4 separate regions of the Homo sapiens genome follow, and all the other regions are linked to region 4. A link is a contact called in ENCODE Hi-C or POLR2A ChIA-PET data. All regions are on one chromosome and are shown on one strand. The core of a region is the stretch at or near the end of the contact, and the rest is flanking DNA. Distances in the headings are between cores, read along the strand shown.

Region 1 (6,873 bases), core at 4,374-6,873, 280 kb after region 4:
AAATAGACACAGTGTTGCCCATGCTGGTCTCGAACTGCCGGGCTTAAGTGATCCTCTTTCCTGCCTTGGCCTCCCAGAGTGTTAGAATTACAGGTGTGAGCCACTTCACTAGTCCTTAGTGAACCTGTTTGAAACTCACAGTACCTTTTGATTCTGAACTTGTACTACTGCTCCTGTTCCACGTTGTCATACTTTCTAGCTTAGGTTATGTTGCAGCCTCCCTGTGCTCGCTCAGCTTCTGCCTTTGTATTCCTCCTGGCAGCAGCCAGCATAAACCTTTAAAAATGCAAATGAGGCTGTGCTATGCTCTGTTCTGATTCTGGCATATCTGCCTATGCTCTTAATGTGAAAGCGAAATATCCTCATGGCTGGCCACTTGATTGGGCCCCCGTATCACTCTGTTCTCATTGTCTCTGTCCCTCTTCCTGGTATTTTAAATACACAAAGCATACTCTGTTTAGCTCTAGCTGATCCTTCTATTGAGAATTCTCTCCCTTCTGGTATCTATGTGACTTGATCTCTCTGTATGTTTCAGGTTCCCCTTTAAGTGCCCCCATACCCTGGAATGTTCCTTGAACATTCTAGTAAAAAGGGTACCTGCCTCTGTTACTCCTTAGCGCTTTACCTTATGAAGTCTGTCTGCACAGCATTTCTCACTGCCTGACATTGTAGTACTGTGAGGGAGGGACATGTGCGTGCGTTTATTCTAATTTATTTATTTATATAGATTTTTTAATAGATTTTTTAAGATATAGTTTTTTATAGATATTATTTTATAGATATTTATTATTTATATAGATAATTATCTAATGTGTCTAGCCACATTAGATTGTAAGCGCTTTGAGAGGAAAATTCATTTGTGTTGACTGCTGCTTTTCCCTGTGCCTGGGATCTCCGAAGTCTGTGTTGTGTGAATGAGCATGCAGACGGCTCAGTGGCCCACCTGCATGCCACCCACGTCTCTGCCGCCCCCTTTCCAGCACCTCTTGTTGCCATGCTGTGGATGTGCCACTCTCTGTTCAGGGGACTGAGAGTCTGCCAACTGGGACTCCAGATTTCATTTTAGAAATGCTCACACCGTGACACCCTAGGCCCCCAGATGTCAGCTCATCTTATTTTCCCCATTGCCAGAGGGAATGTGCATTCATAATTGTGTGATATGTCTCACTATCATAGAGATTCTTGGAATAGGGTCAGCCTTGTGTCCTTTCTTTCTGAACCACATTCATCGCATCCCTGTTTAGGTACAAGGTATGTTGCTTGGTGGTTTAAATTACAATTGGGCTTTTAAGAAAAAGTAAAAAAATTATGTCTCTTAATTCTCAATTGATGATTTTTGTACTTTTACTAATATTTTTGGGGTTAATTTAATGGGCCTTAGGTGTTAAGCAGCTTGTACAAGGCCACCTAGCAGAGAAGTGGTCAAATCAGGGTTTGAGCCCAGGTCTTCTGACTCCAGATAGCTATCTCTCCCTCTCCCCCACCCCTCTCCCTCTCCCTGTTCTTCTCCCCCTTCCTTTCCCCCTCTCTCTCCCTCTCTCTACTTCTGTGTGGGTGTGTGTGTATGTGTGTGTTTAAACTAAGGAAAGCCTGTGAAACCACATATCTCCAGTATGTCTTGTTGTGACAAGTGTACACATATAACCAAGTGAGCAACACTCCAGTGTAGATAAAATACCTTCCTATCACGCTGAAAAGGTTCCTCCTTCTCCCTTCAGTACAGTTGACATGTTTGTTTGTTTGTTTGTTTAGAGACAGAGTCTTGGTCTGCCACCCAGGCTGGAGGGCGTTATAACCTCAAGATCTGGCCTCAGGTGATCCCCCCTCCTACTGGCATTACAGGCGTGAGCCACTTCGCCTGGCCGGTTGAGTTCTTTAAATGTATTTGCTCATTGTGGAGTTCCTCAACACCACTGCCTGTATTTTTAAGAGCTGTTATGCTTATCGATGGGTTTATGATGTTTGTCCAGAATGTGCCGAATGTCTGAGAGTGTTGGGGACTGAAAGTGCCTCAAGGCCAGAGGCCCATGTGCATCCCCTTAGCAGCTCCAGAAGTGGCTTATGTAGGCACAGTGTTGGAATAAGAACCCTGCGATTGGAAAGATGATGACATTCTCAGAGTCAGACTGTCTCTTAAACTGGCATCATGGTTTTTGTTCTGAACTGTTGTGTAAACTCAGAGCAGATGGGCTTTGGAGGAGGCTTCATTCTGACTGTCTTCAGTGTCACCTTTCTCGTATAGCACATTAGCCACCACTGTTTTTAATCTGTGAGTATTCGGAATACTCAGCCTGGGTGTGTATTAATGTTAATAATTAAAAATTCTGGAGCTAGGGTCCCAGACTTGGCTTTTTTCCCCAGAGGCACTCTATAGAGACATCTGTAGGTCATGTCTTTTGCTAGTGCGGTGTCTTTAGTTAGACTGAATCCTGTGAGGAGCCCATGATCTCCTTGTCGCCCTTGAGGATGCCAAGACAGTGTGCGTGTGCCTGTGGTGGGATAGGATTGCTAATCATATTCTTGCGGCTGTGGTGAAAGTCTGTATATTAGTCAGCTCAGGCTGCCATAATAAATTACCTTAGACTGGGCTGCTGATATAATAGAAATTTCCATTTCTCACAGTTCTGGTGTCTGTAAGTCCAAGATCAAGGTGCAGGCCAGCTGGGTTCCTGTTGAGTGCCCTCTTCTTGGCTGGTTCCTCTGAGTCTTCCTCCTCATGCGAGGACTCCAGCCCTCTCAGGTCAGAGCCCTGTGCCCCTATGACCTTATTTACCCTCGATCACCTTCTCATGGACCTTAGGGGTTAGAGCTTCAACAGAAGACTTTGTGGGGAGTACATTACAGTCTCTGCAGGCCTTGGACATGGTGACAATTTTATTCCAGTCTAACTGTAGATTAAATTAAACTCCATGTTAATCTGCAGCATGTTTTCTTTCTTGCTTGTGTGATACTAGAACATTTTCCTGGTAAGTCAGGAAACCCTTAGAGCTGTTTGACCTTTGAGAAGCCTGGATGGAGTAACTGCTTTTGACAGGGGGATGGCAGTTGTGATGGTCCTGGGAGGATGTTTCTGTTGTCATAGATTATTTGGGGAAGCATTGTGGAATTATTTGAGGACTTCTGAGGTCGAGGGAATCCTATCTGTTTAACAGTAATTCATCTTATCTACCTTTTGTGACTCCCAGCCATTTTTTATTCTTGACGTGTAATAGAATAGAAAGACCCTGCAGGGTCACCAGATAGGGCTTCCTACAGCCAGAGGTGACTTGTTTGTGAATAGGATTTATTGACGTTCTTTCTTATAGAGTGATATTGTTCCCTGCTAGAGAAAGGCTTCATGTGTTTTCTAAATCTTCGAATTCTGTGATATGTGTATTTAAGTAGCTTTAATTACTATCAGATTTATTGTAATGGACTAGGGTAGTTTTGCTGTGCTTGTGAATGTCTTAGATCTGATTTCCCTCAAATTTAGAGGGCCCTTTACTTAGCTTTTGGAAATAACCTGTTATTACTTGAGCCACTTTAAATGTTTAGAGTCCTGTATGGTATATCTTTAAAAGCCAGAAGAGTGATTACTAGATATGCTTCTGGGAAATTACCCTACAGTTCATAAATCCCTTAATTTACAATTTGATTTTTAAGCTCACCTGCTGCCAAATCTCATCTATCCTTTTAGCTTCCTCTATAGGCTTTAAAATGTTTCTGTAGAGTCCCAGATTTAGCTTCTTCATAATTTCTTTCCCAAGGATGATAAAAACAGTACAAGTCTATCGTTCAAGGAGGTGTGGGGATGAGGAGAGAAACATGAGCTATTTTATAATATATTATAAAATATATATATATAATTTTTCTACAACAAACTATAATATAAAATATATAAATATTTTATAATATTTTATATTCGCCAGTGACATCCCATTCTTGATTATAAACCGGCAAGGCCAAACCTGTACCCTGCCATTGACATCCAAGGAGAGCTGTCTCTTGTGTTTCATGGTAACTTATGCCCCGCATGCTTTCAGACCCCGTAGCTTCTCTCCCTGACCTGTTACTAGTGTTCTTGCTTCATTTATGCTTTGGAGCTAATGGCTGGTTCAGCTCTTTCTGTGTATACACAGAAAGGTTGTCTTCCTGTGTGATCTGCCCTGCCCTTGTCATCTGGGTAATCCTTAACTGAGTCCCTGTTTTCTTTCTGCAGTTAGGTGGGTGCCTGTTCATGCTTGGTACTGCCATCTTGGTGACGGGGAAGGCCACGTGTGGAGGCTCCCAGGCTAGCTTCTGGTGGTCTCTGAAGTGGTAGTCTGCTTTTAGCTTTCCATGGCTCTCAAAGTTATGCTGCCATGTGTTACATGAAGGCAGTCCAAGGTCTCCATTTTGCAATCATTTAACTGTCTTTTATATTTAATCAATTTATTTAACTGTTTGTTTTTATTTTTTCTGTTGCCCAGGCTGTAGTGCAGTGACACGATCTCAGCTCACTGCAGCTTGCGTGCACCGCCCCCAGCAACCCTCCCACCTCAGCCGCCTGAGTGGATGGGACTATAGGCACGTGTCACCGCCTGGATGATTTTTAAATGTTTTGGTAGAGATGGGGTGTCACTGTATTGCCCAGGCTGGAACACTGTTATTTTTGATAGTCTGCTTCCATCCCATGTGATTGGGGTTTTCACCAAGGGACCCATGCTTTTGAATGCTTATTTGAAAAATAGCATCTTGCCTCCTTTGAGAGTGAATTTAGAAGAATGCATCTAGAGTGATCTGTTCCCTAGGGGCTCCCCCAGCAGTGTACCCTCCATGAGATGACTTTGTTCCTAGTGTCATTTGAAAGGGCCTTCCAGTTTGCTCAGTTGGAAAGTGTTACAGAGTTTTAAAGGGTGAGCTGGAAGGCTCTCAGCTGGCACTTTCTGAATCCCTCTGAGGAAAATGTTGGCAAACTCTTCACTCTGCCTGAACTCTTTTTATAAATGGAGAAGCCAGGAGTTGGGAAACTACCACACAAAGTGAGGTCGAACCCTCTGTGGAAACGTGTCATTATCCTAGCTAAGACAGTGGACTATTTTATGGTAATATGATGGTATGGACCCCCTCCCACCCTTTGATGTTTTGATGTTTCAGAGAGCCCTTCAGTTCATCTTCCTGCTACCAAAAATAGAAGTGTGTAGTGCAGCAATTTACAGTGTATTTCTATTTTTAACTGGAGAGACTTTTTTCCTAGAGATGCACATGGCTTTTAGTTTCCTTCTTTGACAACTTAAATGAGGAGGGCGGTGCTTGAGTGCTTTATTCAACAGGTGTCCCACCTTCTAAGGAAAGTCCACTTTTTTCACCCCCTGCCTCCTGCCCTTCCCTGTTTCAGAGAACAAGTTTCCACAGTAAGGAGGAGGAACTTGCCTTTGATTTATTCTCATATTTGTTGTCATCTGTCCACTTGCATTTCAGTCTGATGAGAAACCCAATGTGAGTGCGCCATGGAGCTCGAGAGGTTTCCATGCTCCTGAGCTGTCTGACTGCAGAGCCTATAGCCACTTCTGCCTAGTCCCCAGAGAAGCCTAGATATGGAGAAGAACCCAACAGTGCTTGTTGGTGTGGGGTTCTCTATCCGTTCATCGCCGCACTGCCGCACACTCAGGTCAAGCAGGGACGTCCTTCTTAGCTCTGTCCACGTTGTGCAGCCCATGCTTGGTGCTTCTAGCCTTCTGGGGTCTCCCTTTATGGACGAATTCCAAGGGAATAGGTTAAGATTGCCATCAAGTGGCTGTTCTTGGTAGTGGATGTTGACATCCCTGCTGGCCGATTTCTTAGCCCCTCTGTGAGAAACTCTGTGCAAGGGATTGCCTGTCCTTTTGTGGGGGTAGGCAGTTGTTGACAGAGCTCAGGTCATCTCTGGGAACGCAAGCTGGGCCTTCTCATGTGTGCTCTGTAAAACTGAAGGAAGACTGGGTTGTCCTTGGATCCATGAATACAGACCATCAGAGATTTCCTGGAGAGAATGGCTGGGCATCTACCCTCCTGCCAGCTCAGGTCCAGTAGGCCGCAGTCCTCCAGCTCTGCTAGTGGAAATTGTTGAAGGATCACACTGTCATCCCTGTAAGTATGTCCCAGGGTCCCACCAAGGGTTCAGAAAACCGACAAACTTGATACCACCATCTGTTTGGTTTGTTGTTTTCCGTCTCAGAAAATGGGATACTAATTTTTTTTCCTCAGAGGTGGTATTCTTACGATGAATGCAGTTGATTTATTTCAGGTTCTTAGTGCCTGGAAGAATGTAAACATTTAAAAGGGCGATCATTATTGAGGTTGTAGATATACAGTACCCCGTGACTTCCTATTTGTGCTGTAGCTTTGTCATGAAGCAGGACACCTAAGGGACGGTTTTCAAGTTGGTTTGCCCCCTTCTAGGTTCTGAATGCCAATGTCTTGTAATCAGGCCTCACCCTAGGGCTTGGCGAGCTGAGACTGCTGCGGCCCTGACAAGCATGGAAGGAAGGATTGCCTCTCTAGTTTTCCCCAGCAAGGCATCCTCAGTGGTGTTGGTGAAAGCTGCCCTGTAGGCGTAGTCGGTGTTAGGTTTGTATAGGAGGGGTACCCCACAGACTATTGGGTTCTGAAGTCTCTGAGGAGCCCTAGCAGAGAGTTTCAGAGCCAGCATGTGGCATGTAATGGAGGCTAGATCTGTGCCAGCTGGGTCAGTGGGGAGGCCTGAGACAGACAGAGGGGAGAAAGTGACTGTGGGAGAGCATCCGATGGGAACAAGCTCTAAGTTAGGGTCAACAAAAGAAAATTCTTAAGGCCTATCTATTTTAGGCAGCTTTTTAGAAATGATAAAGGCTGTGTTATGCAACCATTCACTTTGCAATCTGTCAAATCATATTA
Region 2 (6,164 bases), core at 1,641-4,140, 380 kb after region 4:
ACACATAGGCAGACAGGTATGTATGCATGCACATGTGAACCTTTACCTAGCAAATAGTATGCAGTTGGGGGGGTGGGCATGGCAAGAATCACCACATTTACATTTCCACAGTCCACACACACCTAGCACATATTAAACACTGGCCACTGTTGGCCAAAACAGACCTCAGTTTTCCCAGAGACAACAGCCACGGTGTGGAATTGGGCCACACCATGTGCTCACCTGGCGTCTCTTAACCATTGGGCCCCGGATTGTCAGCACTGGAGGCACAAAGCCCAGGGAGGCACCGAGCTTTGGTCCTGGGTCTGTGATTCTTCACTCCCCCGCTGTTCCCAATGCTGTTGGTCTGATGGAGAATTGTACAGAACTCTCCAATGTGTAAGGTTTTTGCTCATGAAAGAGAACAGAATTAGAAGCAACCCAGGGAGAAAGACAGAAAGACAGTGATTACACCATGTGACTGCATCCTGTCTCCTTTCCCAGAATCCTAGAGTAGGGTTAAGTTGTTTTTGTTTATCTTCTATTCATCCCACTATGCTTTTTTGAGTTTTTTTAGTTTACTTGTGGTAAAATTCTCATGGGCCACATCAGAACTGGAGGCCATATCCAGGTGAGCTTCCAGATCTTGCCTTTCTGCCCTGAGAACCCATCCTTGGGATGGCGAGGCAGGAATGAAGGGTGGCAGAGGACCTGAGTCATGTACATGTGACTGTTCATGTTCTCATGCACGGACAGACACGGGTGCGCACATCCTCTTGCACGGTCACGAATAGGGATGCGTGGGATACGCCTGTCATCTCAGCTGGTCAGAGCTCACTCTCAGCACTTGGCCTTCATTCAGTTCAAGGTTTTCATTTGTAAGGGGATGAGAGGAATTAGTACAGTTGGACAGAGGAAAGAGCTGAGGAGGAACAGAAAGTACTGCCTTAGCCTGGGATGGCCCTGCCTGCCCCCATGCTCCATGGCGTGTTCGTGTGACCTGTTCCCTGTGCAGGATCTTAGGTGCAGGAAAGAGGTCCTGGGGTGCCCCTCACACAGCCGGCCTCTGTCCTCTGAGTTAGTGCAGGAGTTTCAGCTGCTTCCGGGGCTCAGGGTAGAGTCCTTGCAGGGAGCGCCATGTGCTCATGCAGGGCATCCTGCAGGTGTTGACGGGGATCCTCTCCTGTCACCCTTTCCCCACTTTCTCCCTCTTCCCTCTCCTCCTCCTTCCCTGTTCCAGTCTAACCAGCCCAGATGGGTTGACCCATGGCTCCAGATTCTAATTTGGCTCTGACTCTGACCTTCAATGAGACTTGAGATGTGATATTTAACCTTCCTGGGCCCTATTATTCCTTTGGAGCCAGTCTGGCCAACTCCTTATACCAGGGACATTGTGAGAAATAAAAGGAAAATTTTCAAACCCTCAGATCCTATTAGTTAAGTACTCTGAAAATAAGGTCAGTAAAAGCAAATTGTAGATTCCCTTGTGACTGCTTGATACAAGTGATTAGACTGTGACCTTTCATCTTTTCAACTGCATGAAAGATATGGGCCCAGAGGATACTCTGATCTTTCATTTCAAATATGATATGTGGATTTTTTTTTGTTATTGTTCAGCTTAAAAGCATAAATGTGACTGTATTGAAATGTGGAGGAATGTAATTTTTAGGGGGTGCTGCCGAGAAGTGCCTTTGCTCTGCTTGCTATAATGAACTGTGTGGGTGCATGCACCTGTCTTCCAAGTCTAAAACCACTTCCCCTCGTGCGAACTGGGCAATGCCATTTGATAGTGTGTGCGATTTATGGAGTCCCTAGAACCCGAGAGTTAGAACACACCAGTGCGTACTTCACCTAAGCCTTTTTCTTGGTGAGAGGGCTCTGGCCCCGGCCGTTTACTCTCGATTATACCAAATGAGCTGTCTTTGTCATGGAATGCACATGCCTGTATAACATTGCATTGTCATGGGGCTGGGAGTGCCCCTGGGTAATAATTTGGTTGTATGGTAAGGGTCTCACCAAGGAGCAAATGGTGTTTTTCTGTTGCTTTCCTGCAGTAGTACTTCTGCTTACATGCAGTGACAGAAAGTAACAAGTTTAGGATAGTCCAACAGACGAGCTTTATTTCTAGCAAGGGTTTTGAAGTATTAGTTTTCCAAGAGAGTCATGAGCAGGTTTTGTACTTGTGTAGAAATTTGTGTGGTTTGTAAGCCAGGATATTGAACCAGATGTGGCCACATGTGATTCTCATTTCTTACGCTGAGGCTGAGTGTGAGAAGAAAATGATCAACTGGCTAATCCCACTGGTTTTGCAGGACCTTCCATTGAGCTATAGGCTACTGTCACTGAAGAGGTTTTCATATGAAAATGTACAAGCCTTGCAGAAAAATCCTGCCCTAGTAAGATTCAGAGAGGGCCAAGGAATTGAGAATATTCTTTTAAAGTTCTGGAAAATACGGCTATTGAGAAGGAAACATAGAAAATCATATTAGTTTTTAAAAAAGTTAAAGGTTTTCTTCTCATGACATTATTTTGTCATTTGAATTGCACTTGCTGGTGGTGGGGTATTTGTGACTCAGTTACATTGCCTTCAGTGGGAGGAGAGGTTATAGGTACATCTAGATTGCCCAGTGGAACCCAGGCATCTCTTTTAGAGCACATTTGCCTTGGCCTTGGCCTTGGCTAGGAGGCTCCTGCCCATCTGCTGCTGCGGTCAGTGTTTGAGCAGGCTGCTCCTCCCCTTCCATAACTCACTGTCTGTCCAGTGCATTTCGCTTCTGTTTAGGCTCTTTGTTTTTGATTCAAGTTTTAAAGTGCAAATGGACTACCCCCAGCCACCAACTGTTTCTCTCTCTGGGCCTCTGGTTCTGTTTTGAAAGGCTGGCAGAGGCCTCGGCTCAACGGCTCCCTCTCGTGGAGAAGAAGAACTTGCCAGTGAATCTGAGGTTGAACTGAGGACAGCGTCATAATCTTGAACGACTAAAACATTTTTGCTTAGTTAACCAAAAACATCAGAGTCATTTCTCATCTTCTGCTCTGCCTTGGAAGTGCATGTTTCTCCTTTTCATCTGTCATCATACTGAGTTGATTTAAATATTGTGTGTGTCGGTGGTGGGGTGGAGAAAAACCCATAAGGATGGAGGGGAGAGATTTTATATTCTTAAAGCAAGCACACAGAGTGTGGATTGGGTACAGTTTTTAAGATGGAATTTCTGTTATTAAGAACAAAGTCAGGTAGGAACGTTTGATGTCCTGGACTTTCATATCTCTCACCTTATATCCCTTCTGCAAGAAGAATGAGGTATTGTTGCCAGTACTCATCTGGCCGAACGTAACTTGAAAATGCTCTCAACCTTGCCTGTTAAATTGAAACCATTCTCTTATGACTAGGAGGGATTGCTTTAATATCTCATGGCCGTGTGCCTGGGATCACCTGAGATACAGGTGACGGATGGCTGTGGGCCAAGGAGCACACGCTGCAGACACCTCACTTTCTGCAGAGCTGGGTTGGGGGCTGGGGGCAATGGGCTGAGAAGCCAGAAATCCACAACAGAGCTGAGAGAAGGAGTAACTTCAAGCACTTATGTATAAAGCTGCTCAGCTGAAATGTATTGTCATTCAATGGAGGGTCCTGCTGTAGCCCACGTCGGCGCTAATTCTTCAGTGAGTTCAGATGACTTCCTGTGTGTGCTCTTCTGTGGAATCCCTCAGGACGTGCAGCGGTGGCCTTCCTTGTAGTGCACTGGCTGCATAACTGGGGCTGTGTGGTTTTAATTGATACAGAGGTGGGTTGAGGGAGACCTTCGGTAACAAGGTAAGACAATGCCTTCCTCCATTCTTCTGTTTCCTTTTGTACTGATTAAGTGTTGGCTCCTTATAGACAAGTCCAGGCCAGGAAAAGGGGTGTCCTTTTGTTAGATTGGTGGGTCCCAGGTTTCCCCACAATGGTGGTGCTGGCTGGGTTGTTGGTTCTGTTTTATTTCTCCCTTTTAGGACACATGGAGCAGCTTAAGGGGCTTCCTATGTTAGCTTTTCAGCTCCCCTGTGGCCTCTCGTGGTGGGCATAGAACACGGACCCTCTGGGTTTCGAGGAGGAAGATGGCCAGTGACACTTGCCTTTTTCAGTCTTCGTAATTGTTTGAACTTCGCTGGTCTGTGTTGTGGGTGAGATCCATCTAGTCTTTGAGCTTGTTATATGGGCATGCGTGTGTGATATCTGGGTGGATACTGTTGAAGATAACTCCTATAATAAGAAGGAAAATATTGCAACTCATTTCTCTCATAAAGCAAGTTATTTGAATGTATACCTTGCCAATAATTCAGTATTTAGGTTTTCAGAAAGATGTAAACAAGGTGTTCCTTTTGCCATTGAAGATAGTGATATATAGAATTCAGCTGTGTTGAAAATTTACTTCCCTGTAGCATTGCTAGCCATGAACTCAGGTGCCCCCGAGAAGCCAGAATGGATGGAACCAAAGGCCTTACACTCTTATTTGAGATAGAATATGAGAGACATAGCACTCTGGTATTTGGACAGCGGTGTTAGGGAAGGGTAGGGTCCACGGATTTGTGGGAACACTGAGACATCTGAGGCTTTTAAACACTGATTCCCTTTCTTGATCCTCACCAATTAGCACAGAATCTAGAGGGAAGGGATTTACATTATTTTGAAGCTCCCCTAAGGGTTTTAGGGGTGCCAGGTTTGGAAAACACTGAACTAAACCTCAGCAAGTAGTGGTGGCTGATGCCTGAACCTCACAGGAGTTGGGTTATGTCCGGCACCATCTGGAGTTTGCCATTTTGATTAGCGATATACGAAGCCGCACTGTGTCCGTCTCCTTAAGGAGACTCTTGTGCTGGGAGTAGGGCTGAAACAGATTGCACCCCTACAGGTTAAAAGGAGATTGAGCCAACTGTAGAGGTGTTGTCTTTTGCTGTCTGAACCTGAGATAGAGCCCTTCCCCAAGGTCCTGGATTCCCTGAGGCCCATTCCCCCACCCCCACCCAGCCCCACCAGCCTTTGTTGCTGGAAATAAAGATCAGCCCCAGCTGGAGTTTACTGTTTGCTTTTGTTTTTCTAAATGTTTTGTCTTGTTTTGGTTTTAGTGGAAGCATTTGAAAGAACAATTAAAACTAAGAGATTTGCATTCCTCACTATACCTCCTCTTGCAGATTAACAGTACTTACCACGGAATATTTCTGTTTGTCCTTACCCCTGGTTTTATAAATCTGTTTTAAATTTATCATTGCCAGGTGCTTTTTTTCCTCTCCAAAAGGGTTTCGCATTATTTATTCCAGACCGTCTGTCAGTCCCACTTTTTTTATGGGTGACTCATGGTTTAAGAGCCAGAGTGTGATTCCTGGGTCTTCGCTTCTGCCTCTTCATGGGGCCTGAGATCTGGCTCTAGGAATGAGGCCTCCATGGGCCTGGCTCCTAAGAGATGATGTCCTACCAAGAATTTGTGGCTTTGATTGGACTGCACTTAATTGGTGGCATATAGAGAAATACAGGTCTCAGTGGCTTCTTTCCTTTTTGATTTTTATAAACTTCACTGATACTTCATTCAGTGGTTCCAAGCGCGGTCCCCAGGTCAGCACACAGCATCACCTGGGACTTGGTTAGAAATGCACATTCTCAGTCCCATCCCAGACCCTCTGACTTGGACACTCTGCCGGTAGGGCCCAGTGATGTGTTTACATCAGCCCTCTAGGGGATGCTGAGAGCCACTGGTTTGGATGTTTTTGGCAAGTCTTTTTTTTTTTTTTTTTTTTGAGACAAGAGTCTCGCCCAGGCTGGAGTGCAGTGGCATGATCTCGGTTCACTGCAAACTCCACCTCCTGGGTTCACGCCGTTCTTCTGCCTCAGCCTCCCAAGTAGCTGGGACTACAGGCGCACACCGCCACACCCAGCTAATTTTTTGTATTTTTAGTAGAGACGGGGTTTCACCGTGTTAGCCAGTATGGTGTCAATCTCCTGACCTTGTGATCCACCCGCCTCGGCCTCCCAAAGTGCTGGGATTACAGGCGCCTTTGGGAAGTTTCATTCCATGCCCCACCCCCACTTAAGGGGGGTCCTGGGCCAGGCCTAGGTTTAGTACAAAGGTCACTAAGACTCATTACCCGCCATCTGGGGACCTTCGTCCCCATGTGACAGCAGCCTGCACAGCCTTGTGGTGGCACTGGTGTTT
Region 3 (6,415 bases), core at 3,369-5,868, 330 kb after region 4:
AATGTTACAAAGTTATTTACTTGGGCTAGAAGGTTGGCAGTTTTTCCGTTTGATTTAGTTCTAGGAAGTCCTTAGGCTCCTTCCCTCCAGACCCTGTTCTCCTGCTGCAGAAGCACAGGTTTTTGAATAAAGTTAGATGTTTGGTTTGTATCTAAGCTGTTAAAAGCTACTTAAAAGTGTCTGAGCCTCTCTGTTTCCTTGTCTGATAAATGCAACCATTACACCTTATAGCATTGGCTATAACCCAGTATTTCTCACATGTAAGCGTGCATCAGAATCATCTGGAGGACTGGTTAAAACACAGACTGGCTAGGTCCTGCCCTGAGGGTTTTTGATTCAGTTAAGTCTGAGGTGGTGCCTGAGAATTTGCATTTCTAGTATGCTCCCAAGTGATTCTTTTGTTGCTGGTTGAAGAATCACACTTTGATAAGCACCACTCCGAGGGCTCTATGTGATTTAAAGCACGTATTATATTATTACCCTTAAATAATAAGCACCCATTCTATATATAGTTGCTGGGTAAGTGAACAGTGATTATGTCTGTGGTTAAGAATTTTTAGGGCCAGGTAGCCCCATTTCCTTATAGGGACCTTTTCCTTTGTGTGTCCCCAAATGTTTCCTTCCTCAGCTTGTTCATCTGCCTTGTGCAGAGAAAGAAAAGTAATAATGTCTTTCCTTCCCTTGCGGTTTATTTGAAATTATTTATAGTCTAGTTGTTGGCTGCATGCCTCCTCCCCAACCCCCATGTCTCTCTGTGTGTGTGTGTGTGTGTGTGTGTGTGTGTGTGTGTGTGTATAATTTCAGTTTAGGCAGTCGCTTAGGTGGCGTGCATCCTACCTAAGGGCATGTCATCCAAGTGAAAGTCTTTTCCTGATGTAAGCAACTTATTAGAGCAAACAATGTGATTTAATCTTGGATTTCCTTTGTATTAGGCGGTCATATGCTGGCTTTAATTTTATATTCATAAGATGATTCCCAGCTTCCTGTGGGTTGCAATACATGGTGCTTCCCTTGGCCAGGTCGATGCACCCACTACTGCCCACCCACATCAATTGCATCATACAGGACTGGGGATGTTTTTCTCCATTCTTTTGGGGATATGGGGGGAAAATTTGACAGTGCTTTCTCCCTGATAGTTCTTTTCTCTTATAATTAGCATTAATGGATGATACTGTGGCTGACAATAATGCAATATCCATCATACCCCTGTTTTTTAAATTCTTTTAGGCCCTAAGAGTTTTTCCAGTAGCCCTCACTCTCCAGGGTGTGTGTGTGTGTGTGTGTGTGTGTGTGTGTGTGTGTGTGTGTGTGTGTCAGGAGTAGAATAGGGTTGAGAATATGTATGTGCCAGTGTACTTTACTTTCCCTGGTTTCACATGTTTCAGCTTGGCATGAGACAGTTTATACCCAGTGGGGGAATCTGCCCGTAAAACACAGGTACCTCCGTAAGTCTGTCTCCACCCTTCACTGTGTTCCTAACAGTTTTTTTTTTTATTTTTATTTTTTAAACGAAGTTTTGTTGTAGATCAGAGAATGAGAGATGACATTAAATAATACTGTAGCTGTCCCTTGATGCACAGAATTCATGCTTCTGTGATGGACAATTCCATATACTCCTCAATCAGTGACTTATCTTTTAAAATGGAATTTGTTGTATTTTTAGCCTGTGGGGTTGTTTAGGGTGGTGGTATCTTTCAGAGAGTGTTGCACATAGATAGATTACGAGGAGCCAGTTCCCTAGAGGAGCTGATGGGGAGAGAGATTTTCAGAAAATTCTTAGAAGGGCAAATAGGGTCAGCTGTCATCTTTGTTTATTTTAACCACTGTGAAATGTGGAAGAGAATGCATTGGTTTTTCATTGTCATGACAACAGAGGCTCTTCACACCCCTGGGCACAACAGGAAATGAACCCATTCATTTATCCAAGTGTGAGTCTCAGAATCCCATTATGTGAATTCCATGGAGTGTTAATTCAAGTATTTTGATAGAATGTTATTGTGTATTCTCCAGCAGTATTTAATAGTTGCCTAATCCTACTCAAGTCACTAAATACCCTTCTTGATCTGCTGTTTCCTCATCTATCAGAAGGAGATAAGATTTTCATCTATAGGACAGTGTTTCTCAGCTTTCCGTATCTTGGGCCTTAACCTCTGCTGGAAGAGGACTTTGAAGTTTTGCAGTCTATATAACTCATGAAATTTTTGCTTTCTACTTCTCAAGTAGGTTTGGGTTTCCTTCAATAGAAAAATGGTTTGTTACTGCCAAGTGAGAGCCTTAATTCTGGCTAGTTTATTTTTGATTTCTAGAAGCTCTGTTTGGTTCTTTTCAAATGTTAGGTTACACTCAAATGTTAGTTTCAATGTTTGTTCAGTGGTAGTTTCAGTGTTCACTGTTTCAGGTGTTAGTTTCCTGTTTTTCAAACTTGGCTTTTATTTGTTTTAACATAGTCTGATGATTCAAATTACTGACTGACATTTTCCCAGTTGGACATCTGCTGGGTTTTCCTCATGGTGCTTTATTTCCCCTGAATGTGAAAAGTTGTTTGAGGGGGAATTCATTGAGGCCTGAGATGAAAAAACTCTTCTTACAGAGGGTTCATGTATGTTTTTGCTACATACCTTAGGGTATCATCAGTCCAACATTATTTAAACTAAATTCAGGGCTTGAGAGATGATTTTTATATTCCAAATCCTCGTGAGGGCCGCTTAAGTTTTACAACTTCTCAGGAAAGATATCCAGCCTTTGGGAATCCTAGCTGAATGTAAGAAAGTTGTCTCCTGTTAGAGCCCCATTTTAGGGCTTGGAGGGTGGTAGGATGCCACCTTCCTCCCAGTGCCAGTGCTAGGGAAATCAAGTTCAGGTTTGTTTGTGTCAGAAGCACAAAAGTGGGGTCATTTCTCCTTGGGTAGGTCTGGGTTCTAGCTTTTGTTCTTAGAATTTCCATCAGTAATTTCTTGTTTGTTTATTACCTCATTGATGGCTTTAATGACTTGCTTGAATATCTTGGCCTGCTGTATTCCTGGAAATGACTCATGATGCCATGCTTTGCTACATTTTATTTTTTTAATTTTAAATAAATACATTTTACTAATTTGAAATCGAGTAGATTAATAGTATAAGCTGTTTGGCACATTGGAGTTTCAGTGCCTTGAGGATGAATTCCAAATTTTTTTTTTTTTTAAACTTTGAACTTCAGGAGTACAGAGCAAACCAATCCCAAAGCTAGCAGAAAACACAGAAAAGCTTTGCTGCATTTTATGGTTTCTATTGAAATGGGGAAGGTTTTCTTGTCCCCCTCTCAGGGCGTGCGATGGAGGAGTGGCTCACTTCTTCAGTGCCCCGCTGCTCATACCTCTAGGGGAGCATACAGACGGGCAGGTTGTAGGGCTGCAACCCCACAGCAGTCTCTAGGGGTGAATGTTTACAGCTGAAGTCCCAGTGTGCATGTGTTACAGGGTGCTCCTTTAGTTTGCTGTCTATAGGCGGCTTGTGTTAGCTCAATTAGACTCCCTTCCTTGAGGACAGAGGGATTTCTGTAACCCATGATCCTACCCTTGGTGTATCAGAAGAATCGGATCACACGTGGGCTTGGAGAATGATCGCAAGGTTTTATTGCATAGAAGTACCTCTCAGCAGATGGGAGAGCCAGAAGGGAGATGGTTTTCCCCTGGAGGCGGGCTGCACGCTGGTCGATGGCTTACTGGCCTGCCAGTGCTCTTCTGCGGCCGTGCTCTCCACAACCAGCCGCTTGTGTCGTCTTCCGCTGATGTGTTCCTCAGGACGTCCAGCAGCTTGTGTCTATGTCTTGCTAGGGTCTTGGGTTTTTATAGGTTTTCATAGGCCCAGGATGGGGGCGTGGCAGATCAGGGTGGTCTTGGAAAATGCAACATTTGGGCAAGAAGGCAGAAGTGCCTTCCTCACTTAGGTCTTGGGAGTAGAGCCCTAGCCAGGGGCCACGCCCTTCCTCTACCCAGCTTTTCCCTCCCCACCTTCCCTATCATTTAAAGGGACCATGCTCTTCTATTCCCAGCACTCCTGTATCACTTGTTGCCTACCACCTGCGATGCCCTGTTTGAGAAGCATGATTAGAAAAATCCCAGCAATCTTTTCTGTTTCTAGTGGTGTGGACTCCTGCTTGGAAGGCTTTTCTTGTGATTTTTTTTTTCCCCCATAATGTTTATATTCTGTGTTTTCCTATTCAGTTATAATGAGTTCAGTTCAGGGGAGAATGAGGTTCAAGTGGACTGTGCTTCCCTGAGAGAGCAATTGAGTGCTCTCCTGGTCACATAGGTCTTGCACTTCTGGAGCTCTAAATGGAACCCTCCCAGCATATCCAGGTCCTTCTTAGAGCCCGACTGCAGGCCACCCTGTCCTTCAGCCGTGTGATTTTACGGTTTTACTGTTCAGCTTCAGCATAGATTCTACCTGGAAGCACAGGGGTGTGTGGTCATCTTTTCTTCCTGGAAAGGTCCCTTTTGGTGAATGATTGAGTTCCCAAGCCAATTTCTGTCCCAGAGGGAGGTTGTTTCAGGGACTGGTTGGGAATGGCAGTCTCCACTGACTCCATGGTGTAGTCTAGGTCATACTTTATGTTGTGAGGCTGTGACTGGATTATGTCGCACTTCATGAAACCTAAGGCTTCCTGTTCAGACCTGAAAGGCAGAAACTGTGTCTCCTTCATTATCCATTCCCTAAGGTCTGTCCCCTTTTATGTCCAGCTGAATCACACCATGAACCCTTGGCCTCAGCTCCTTATGCACTGTCCTTTACGCTTACATTGTGGAAGTCCTCCCTTAACCTAGTTAGTTACTAGGGTTGTCTATCTGCAGTGCTAGTTTGTGTAACATTCTCTGCTTTTAAAGTTGTATGACATAAAAAAATAGAAGAAACGTATTTTAAAAAGAGGAACTTTTTCTCTACCCTCTTAAGTTCAGTTTTGGGGAGCCTGCTAATTAAATGGATGAAAGACAGATTAGCAACAGGGAAAAAAAAAACAGATTTAGTTGAGTTCACAAAGAAATGTGACTCTAAGAGGAGGTTAGAATTTACCATCCTAGAATCGCTTGAACCCGGGAGGCGGAGGTTGCAGTGAGCTGAGATCACGCCACTGGACTCCAGCCTGGCAACAGAGTGAGACTCTGTCTCAAAAAAAAAAAGAAAGAATTTACCATCCTAATGGGATGTGGGGGGCAAAAGGGCGATTCTGGGAGGACAAATAAATTCTTAGAAGAGGGTGGAGAAAGGCCACTTAAGAAGAACAAGTGAATTTTTGGAAAGGTAAGTGGGCCCTTAGCAGAATAGATAGAAGATAGAATATTTTTGTCAGTGTCTGTTAGTATTGTTTTCCAAACCCACACAGGTTTAATGTCTTGGGGCCTGTTCTGGGTATGAAGTTACTATGGCTGCTTTTTGATGGTATTTTGGAAATGGGTTGTGGGGTGGTGGGATGGGGAGGAAACTTGAAGTATCCAGCTGGAAATGTTCTCATTTACAAATTGCTGGAGGAGAAGCCTCAGCAACCCTTCCCAGGACTGATATATGGCTGGGAGTGTGGAGTTTGGCAGTGGATTGACACAGTTAAAGATGGATGCCTCTTTGATCAAAGGGAGACCATTAGGGCATGTTGAGGCTGGCGGAATCGGAAAGTTGCATTATAAAGAGGGTAGTTATGCATCCCCCCTCCCAGTGCCTGTCACCCACATCTTTATGAACATGATTCTGCATTTGCCCAGTTGGCTGGCATAACATTCTGCTGAAGTCAGCAGTGAGGGAGATGTACGTACGTAGCTTTTTTCATCTGTGAATTGCAGAGCGTAGAAGGATGTAGTTCATTTCCATGATTCCTCTGCACGTCATTGTTTCTGACCAATGTGGACAAAATGTGAGTATTTTTCTGACAATTCCAACTTCTTTGTTATTGTGGTTCCTCCTGGCAGCCCCCGCTTTAAAGATCCTTTAGGCAAATGTTATCCTTTCTCTTCAATGGTGGCTTGCCTTCCTGTGGTGGGGGCAGCATAGCTTGAAAAGAGCTAGGAAGCAGTTTCCCTCCACAGTATCCTTCTATCTGCTCCATTGAAATCCCTTACTGTGGCCATGCTCGGTGGCTCACACCTGTAATCCCAGCACTTTGGGAGGCCAAAGCAGGCGGATTGCCTGAGGTCAGGAGTAAGAGACCACCAGCCTGGGTAACATGGTGAAACCCTGCCTCTAGTAAAAATAGAAAAATTAGCCAGGCATGGTGTTGGGTACCTGTAATTCCAGCTACTCAGGAGGCTGAGGCAAGAGAATCGCTTCAACCCGGAAGGGGGAGGTTTTAGTGAGCTGAGATCACGCCACTGCACTCCAGCCTGGGTGACAGAGCAAGACTCTGTCTCAAAAAAAAAAAAAAAAAGGTGTGGGGGGTGCTTTTTCTGGT
Region 4 (6,260 bases), core at 890-3,389:
CTCCTCTGACTCCTGTTTAGTACTAAAGCAGGGAGGAGTTGGGGTGGGGAACTGGGGAGAGGAGGTGGAGGAAAAGTCCAGACCAGTCATCACACGATCAGCAGAACGAGTCCTTATGGGTTTGACAAATGTGGGAAGATTAGAAAAGATCTTGGGCTAAAAACAAAAACAAATGTCTTCCCATTTTCTTTACAAAACTCCCAGCCCCTCTCACCACACACTTATATACCCCAACCCCAACTAATCTGTCTTGAAGATAAACATGCTTTTTCTAAACTCTAAAACCTGTCTTCCATTAATGCTAGTCTGGAGAGTGAAGCTTTCCCTGCTGACTGATTACAGAAAATTGCTTATTTAAAGAAACCTGGACTCTCTCTTGCAGACAATGGCTTCCATTCCGGACATCATTTCAGAGACTTCCGCACAAACAAGAGAGACTAGCAAGCACCTTGAGATAATCCAGGTATAAGGGGAAGAGTACAGAGCTGGTTCACACAACCGCACCCTCACTCACACAGACACAAACACACAGCCCAACCCAGAAACTGCACCACATAGGACACAGCTGCATTTGGGCCTCTAATTACTTTACTGTCTAATTCATGCTAACACAGCAATTAGTGATAACGCTCAAAACACTCATACACATCAGCTTGACGACATTTAATTATGACAGTAGATGTATCGCACTTCAGGAGATATGTAACTTAGCAAGGAATAAGAAATCTATATGGATGGCCCATCTAAACCACCATGAAATAAAAGTAGAGGAAAGTCATGAAATCCTCACTTTGTCATTAAAAGAAAATGTTTAACGGGTGTGTTTTTATGTGAAATATGCCATTTCCAGATGCTGATTGGAAATCCGGTCTCGCTGGCTCAGAAAACATGATTAGGTTTTTATTTTTCAAAAGAAAGGAAGTGAGAAAGGAAGGAGGGAAGGAGGGAAGGAAGGAAGGAAGGAAGGAAGGAAGGAAGGAAGGGGGGAAGGGTAGCTTGGCTCTTGATTATTGCTTGATGGCTCTGTGTATTCATTCTCATTTTCAGTACCTTAGACATCAGCAGAAGATATAAGGGAAATGGGACATTTTTTGCTGGGATGCTCCTTAAGATGTGCCATTTGCTATTGGTTTACATGGGGCCTGTTCATGAGATATGATTAATAGTTCAGCAGCACTGCCAAAAAGCACATAAATCTGGCCATCCACAGTGTAATTGACACACTGCTTGTCTCGCAGATACCTACAGCACTTGCTTATCGCAGTCTAATCCCCCAGTGGGTATTCGAAGCAGCTGATTATGCAATGCCAGTTGCTTACACTACAGTTTGGGGGTCTTTTCCTTATAGCACCCAATTAGCTGTGACACAAAGCCCTACTCCCCTTGATCAACCTTGACCAGGTGTTAAGTACCAGCTGAATGAACGCAGGCGATAGCACAAATGCCACTGGAGCACCCGGCCTAAGCAGAGCGGGTGTTGAGGTGGGAACCTCCACCTACGCATTCTGCATCAAGTTGCCTTTGCTTTAGACTCGCCAAGCACCCTTGCTTTGGTTCCTCACACCCAGATCATAGCAATCTGCCACCGAACCCTGCAAGGTTACCACGGTGAGCTCCACCTGTCTTCTCCCCGACCTGCCTCACCCTCTCTTCCAGCTCATTCAACATCTCTCCTTTCCAAATCAAAATCCAGCAGCTCCTCACATTGACTTGCCGTGGGAACTTCAAAACCTCAGCCCCGCTCTCTAGTCCTCTGATTTCTCCATTTCTATGAAAATTTTAAAAACAAAAACAACACTGACTTAGCAGAGCAGCAACTGGGAAGATTAAAGATTAATAATAAACAAGTTGTAAAGCCCTTTGAAAGCATAAAATGCTGTAGGAGTAATTATTATCATTGTTATTAATCACCTCAGTTCATCACATAGAGTAAACATGCAATTATAAAGAGGGGACTCTTAAATGCAGTATCAGCAGCAAGACCCATTTATTACAATGCTATTTGCTTGGATTCCATTACAGTTATAAAATTTTGTGCTCATCTAGCACTTTTTGTCTGAGAATGTCAAAGTGCTGTACAAGCACAGGCTCTAATTAAACTAATCCTTGCAACACACAGGGAGCAGCAGAGAGAGGCCACTTCCAGTTGTGTAACTCGCCATCTAAGCACATCCTGTCCTGGTCTGGGGAGGTCTGCCTGCTGAGGGCTGCATCTAGAAACTTCCGAAATCTAACATTCCTAGGAAAGTCATATATATATGTATGTAAAAATATGTGTGTGTATATACATATACACATATACATATATATGTATACACATGTGTATATGTATGTATACACAAATATGTGTGTGTATATATACACATGTACATATATGTGTATACACATATATGTATGTGTATACATGTATACGTATAGGTATAGATATACATGTATACGTATAGGTATAGATATACATGTATACGTATAGGTATAGATATTCATGTATACGTGTACGTATTCATGTATACGTGTACGTATTCATGTATACGTGTACGTATTCATGTATACGTATATGTATACATATATACACACACACATATTTTTAAAGCACAAATAATTAATGTCAGGCATAATACACAAAGGTTTCAATATCTTCTTCTGTGTGGGAATTATGTATTCAGTGTCTTGCTAGTAACTCACATATACCTCGATCCTGCCATTTTGGTTTTTTGTTTTGTTTTGTTTTTGTTTTGAGATGGAGTCTCGCTCTGTCTCCCAGGCTGGAGTGCAGTGGCGCGATCTCAGCTCACTGCAAGCTCCACCTCCTAGTTTCACGCCATTCTCCTGCCTCAGTCTCCTGAGTAGCTGGGACTACAGGCTTCTGCCACTACGCCTGGCTAATTTTTTTTTGTATTTTTAGTAGAGGCAGGGTTTCACCATGTTAGGCAGGATGGTCTCAATCTCCTGACCAAGTGATCCACCCACCTCACCCTCCCAAAGAGCTGAGAATACAGACATGAGCCATCACACCCAGCCTTTTTTTGTTTTTTGAGATGGAGTGTTGCTCTGTTGTCCAGGCCGGAGTGCAATGGCGTGATCTTGGCTCACTGCAACCTCCGCCTCCTGGGTTCAAGTGATTCTCATGTCTCACCTTCCTGAGTAGCTGGGATTACAGACACCTGCCACCATGCCTGGCTAATTTTTGTATTTTTAGTAGAGACGGGGTTTCACCATGTTGGTCAGGCTGGTCTCAAACTCCTAACCTCAAGTGATCCGCCCAACCCAACCTTCCAAAGTGCTGGGATTACAGGATTGAGCCACTGTGCCCAGCAGATCCTGCCATTTTGGCCCATGGTTTGTGTGTTTTCCATCAAACAGAGCCTGAGAGAAAGTCTTCTGTGCCTTACTGTTTGTAACATTGCCAGCCTGGAAGTTCTCATACAGTGATGATTACTAATGACAGTAAATGAGTTTACACAGAAAAACACAATGAAAACAGTCTATGTCGTCAACATCTTGTCCCTGTGCCAGTGTCCTGCTCATCTGGGAAGAAAAACCCAGCTGTGGATCATTCTCATACAATATTACAGTATTGCCAAAACTTTGTTGTAGGTTTTGGTGTAAGTAGATGGACAGTTTTGACTGTAATAATAATTCTGCCCTACCACTAATAAGAGAAGAACAAATTCCATTCTTGGGATTTTGCATCTTTCCAATGGAAGAAGCATGATGCAATAGTTTCCAAAGTAGGGTTCTTAAACCCCAGACTGTGTGCAAGATGACCCATTGAGACCCAGAAAGGGCAGAGTTAGACCTCTATTTTATTTACTGTATTCTATTATATTCTGTAAAAAAAAAATTACATTAATTTTACTAATGTGTTATGCAATTTGAGAGTAAAACTAGTAAATATACATATACTGAGAATTCCCAACTGGGCAAGCAAAAATGTTTGAAGAGTTCAAAAAAAAGAAATGAGCAATATTTTCATAGTGAAAGACAGGTGTATTTAGGTTAGACTCTACTTCTTCATATTAGAAATGTTTTTGGGCTCAGTGGTTCATGTCTATAATCCCAGCACTTGGAAGGTCAAGGCAGGCAGATCACCTGAGATTATTAGTTCGAGACCAGCCTGGGCAACATGATGAAACCCCATGTCTACTAAAAATACAAAAATTAGCTGAGTGCAGAGCATGCACCTGTAGTCCCAGCTACTCAAGAAGCTGAGGTGGGAGGATTGCTTCAGCCCATGAGGTTGAGGCTACAGTGAGATATGATCACACCACCTGGTGACAGAGCTAGGCCCCTGTCTCAAAAAGGAAAGAAAGACAGACAGAAAGAAAGAGAGAGAGAGACAGACAGAGAGAGAGAGAGAGGAAGGAAGGAAGGAAGGAAGGAAGGAAGGAAGGAAGGAAGGAAGGAAGGAAGGAAGGAAGGGCAAATGTTATTGGGCCAGGGCCAGCCATAGTGGCTCATATCTATAATCTCAACACTTTGGGAGGCTGAGGCAGGCAGATCTCTTGAGGCCAGGAGTTCGAGACCAGCCTGGGCACATAGCTAGATCTTCATCTCTCCAAAAAAAAAAAAAAGAGAGAGAGAGCGAGCCACGCACATTTATCTATAAAGATTTGTTAAAGTCCCTGAAACCAAAGAGGATTTGTCAGGCTGGGCTGTGATTTCAGCCCTCATTCACACAGCAATTAGAATAATATTGGGCTCCCCATGTAGTTCTGACCACATTTAATTGTGACCACCGTGGGCTATGAAACATTTCCAGAAATCAAAGAACCTTAGCCCAAAGTAATACTGCCTCCCAGGTTCAAGTGATACTCATGCCTCAGCCTCCACAGTAGCTGGGATTACAGATGTGCGCCACCATGCCCAACTAATTTTTTTGTATTGTTAGTAGAGGCAGGGGTCTCACCATGTTGGCCAGGCTGGTCTTGAACTCCTGACCTCAGGTAATCCACCCTGCCTCAGCCTCCCAAAGTGCTGGGATTACAGGCGTGAGCCACCGCACCCAGACTAAAATGGCAAACTTTATATTATATATATTTTACTGTAATTTTAAAAATTGTTTTAGTGGCCACATTAAGAATAATTATAAACAGCCTGGGCGTGGTGACTTACACTTGTAATCCCAGCACTTTGGCAGGCCGAGGCGGGCAGATCATTTGAGGTGGGGAGTTCGAGACCAGCCTGACCAACGTAGTGAAACCCTGTCTCTACTAAAAATACAAAAATACAAAAAAAAAAAAAAAAAATTAGCTGGGCGTGATGGCGCACACCTGTAATCTCAGCTACTTGGGAGGCTGAGGCAGGAGAATTGCTTGAATTTTGGAGGCAGAGGTTGCAGTGAGCCGAGACTGCACCACTGCATTCCAGCCTAAGTGACAGAGCGAGACTCCGTTTCAAAAGAAAAAAAAGGATAATTACAAACAGCAGTAATTCATGTTAATAATATATCTCCCTTGGCCCAATATATTCAAAACATCATTTCAACAGGCAATCAATATTATTATTGATATTGTTATTATTAATAACCACGTGCCTGTAGTCCCAGCTACCTGGGAGGCTGAGGTGGGAGGACCACTTGAGCCTAGGAGTTCTGAACTGTCACACATGATGCCGATGAGGTGTCCGCACTAAGTTCAGCATCACTATGGTGGCCTCCATGTTGCCTAAGGAGGGGTGAACCAGCCCAGGTCAGAAGTGGAGCAGGCCAAAACTCCTATGCTGATTAGTAGTGGGAGTGAGTAGCCACTGCACTCTAGACTGGGCAACATAGCCAGACCCTGTCTCTATTAGAATAAAAAATTTTAAAATATATCTATTTTGGTCAGGTGCAGTGAGTTACACCTATAATCCCAGCACTTTGGGAGTTCAAGGCAGGTGGATCACTTCAGCCCAGGAGTTCAAGACCAGCCTAGGCAACACTGCAAAAACCCATCTCTACAAAAAATACAAAAATTAGCCAAGCATGGTCGTGCGCGCCTGTGGTCCCAGCTACTTGTGAGGCTGAGGTGGGAGAATCGCTCGAGCCCAGGAGGTTGAGGCTGCAGTAAGCTATGATTGTGCCACTGCACTCCAGCCTGGGCAACACAGCAAGACCCTGTCTCATATATATATATATATATATATATATATATATATATCTCCACATATGCACACATACACACATTCTTTTTCTCATACTATGTCTTTGAATTCCAGTGTGCATTTTACACTAACAGCACAGTTCAGATATGACTAGCTACATTGCAAGGACTCAGTAGCCA

Evidence for each region. Hi-C counts contacts between places; a loop is a spot of excess contacts on that map. ChIA-PET counts read pairs that join two places held with the same protein, here RNA polymerase II (POLR2A). Pooled maps may share reads with other maps.
Region 1: a loop to region 4 is called in a map of A673, with 6 times the contacts of the local background. The contact joins two enhancer-like sites. A Hi-C loop is called at or near these places in 1 of 168 maps with a recorded cell type or tissue (A673) and 3 of 50 pooled maps. POLR2A ChIA-PET finds 5 or more read pairs at or near these places in 1 of 52 experiments (activated naive CD4-positive, alpha-beta T cell).
Region 2: a loop to region 4 is called in a map of A673, with 3 times the contacts of the local background. The contact joins two enhancer-like sites. A Hi-C loop is called at or near these places in 1 of 168 maps with a recorded cell type or tissue (A673) and 2 of 50 pooled maps. POLR2A ChIA-PET finds 5 or more read pairs at or near these places in 1 of 52 experiments (H1).
Region 3: a loop to region 4 is called in a map of A673, with 3 times the contacts of the local background. The contact joins two enhancer-like sites. A Hi-C loop is called at or near these places in 1 of 168 maps with a recorded cell type or tissue (A673) and 1 of 50 pooled maps. POLR2A ChIA-PET finds 5 or more read pairs at or near these places in 4 of 52 experiments (AG04450, OCI-LY7, activated T-cell and 1 more).

The regions. Positions count from the first base shown.
Region 1 is chr6:15,384,758-15,391,630 of GRCh38, forward strand. All of the region lies in intron 2 of JARID2 (jumonji and AT-rich interaction domain containing 2), which reads left to right. Among named protein-coding and RNA genes, the nearest start is that of JARID2-AS1, 140 kb to the left of the region's middle. RefSeq lists enhancers at 492-1,252, 2,644-2,723, 2,734-2,843, 5,466-5,825. Within about 2 kb of position 5,624, at least 5 of the 41 ENCODE cell types and tissues checked have a DNase peak (open chromatin) inside an H3K27ac peak, as active enhancers do.
Region 2 is chr6:15,488,686-15,494,849 of GRCh38, forward strand. All of the region lies in intron 6 of JARID2 (jumonji and AT-rich interaction domain containing 2), which reads left to right. Among named protein-coding and RNA genes, the nearest start is that of DTNBP1-AS1, 54 kb to the right of the region's middle. RefSeq lists an enhancer at 3,005-3,506. Within about 2 kb of position 2,891, at least 8 of the 41 ENCODE cell types and tissues checked have a DNase peak (open chromatin) inside an H3K27ac peak, as active enhancers do.
Region 3 is chr6:15,432,658-15,439,072 of GRCh38, forward strand. The region is part of intron 3 of JARID2 (jumonji and AT-rich interaction domain containing 2); the gene reads left to right. Among named protein-coding and RNA genes, the nearest start is that of DTNBP1-AS1, 110 kb to the right of the region's middle. RefSeq lists a silencer at 289-338 and an enhancer at 6,233-6,302. Within about 2 kb of position 4,619, at least 2 of the 41 ENCODE cell types and tissues checked have a DNase peak (open chromatin) inside an H3K27ac peak, as active enhancers do.
Region 4 is chr6:15,107,437-15,113,696 of GRCh38, forward strand. It overlaps the pseudogene RN7SL332P. Among named protein-coding and RNA genes, the nearest start is that of JARID2-DT, 130 kb to the right of the region's middle. Within about 2 kb of position 2,140, at least 2 of the 41 ENCODE cell types and tissues checked have a DNase peak (open chromatin) inside an H3K27ac peak, as active enhancers do.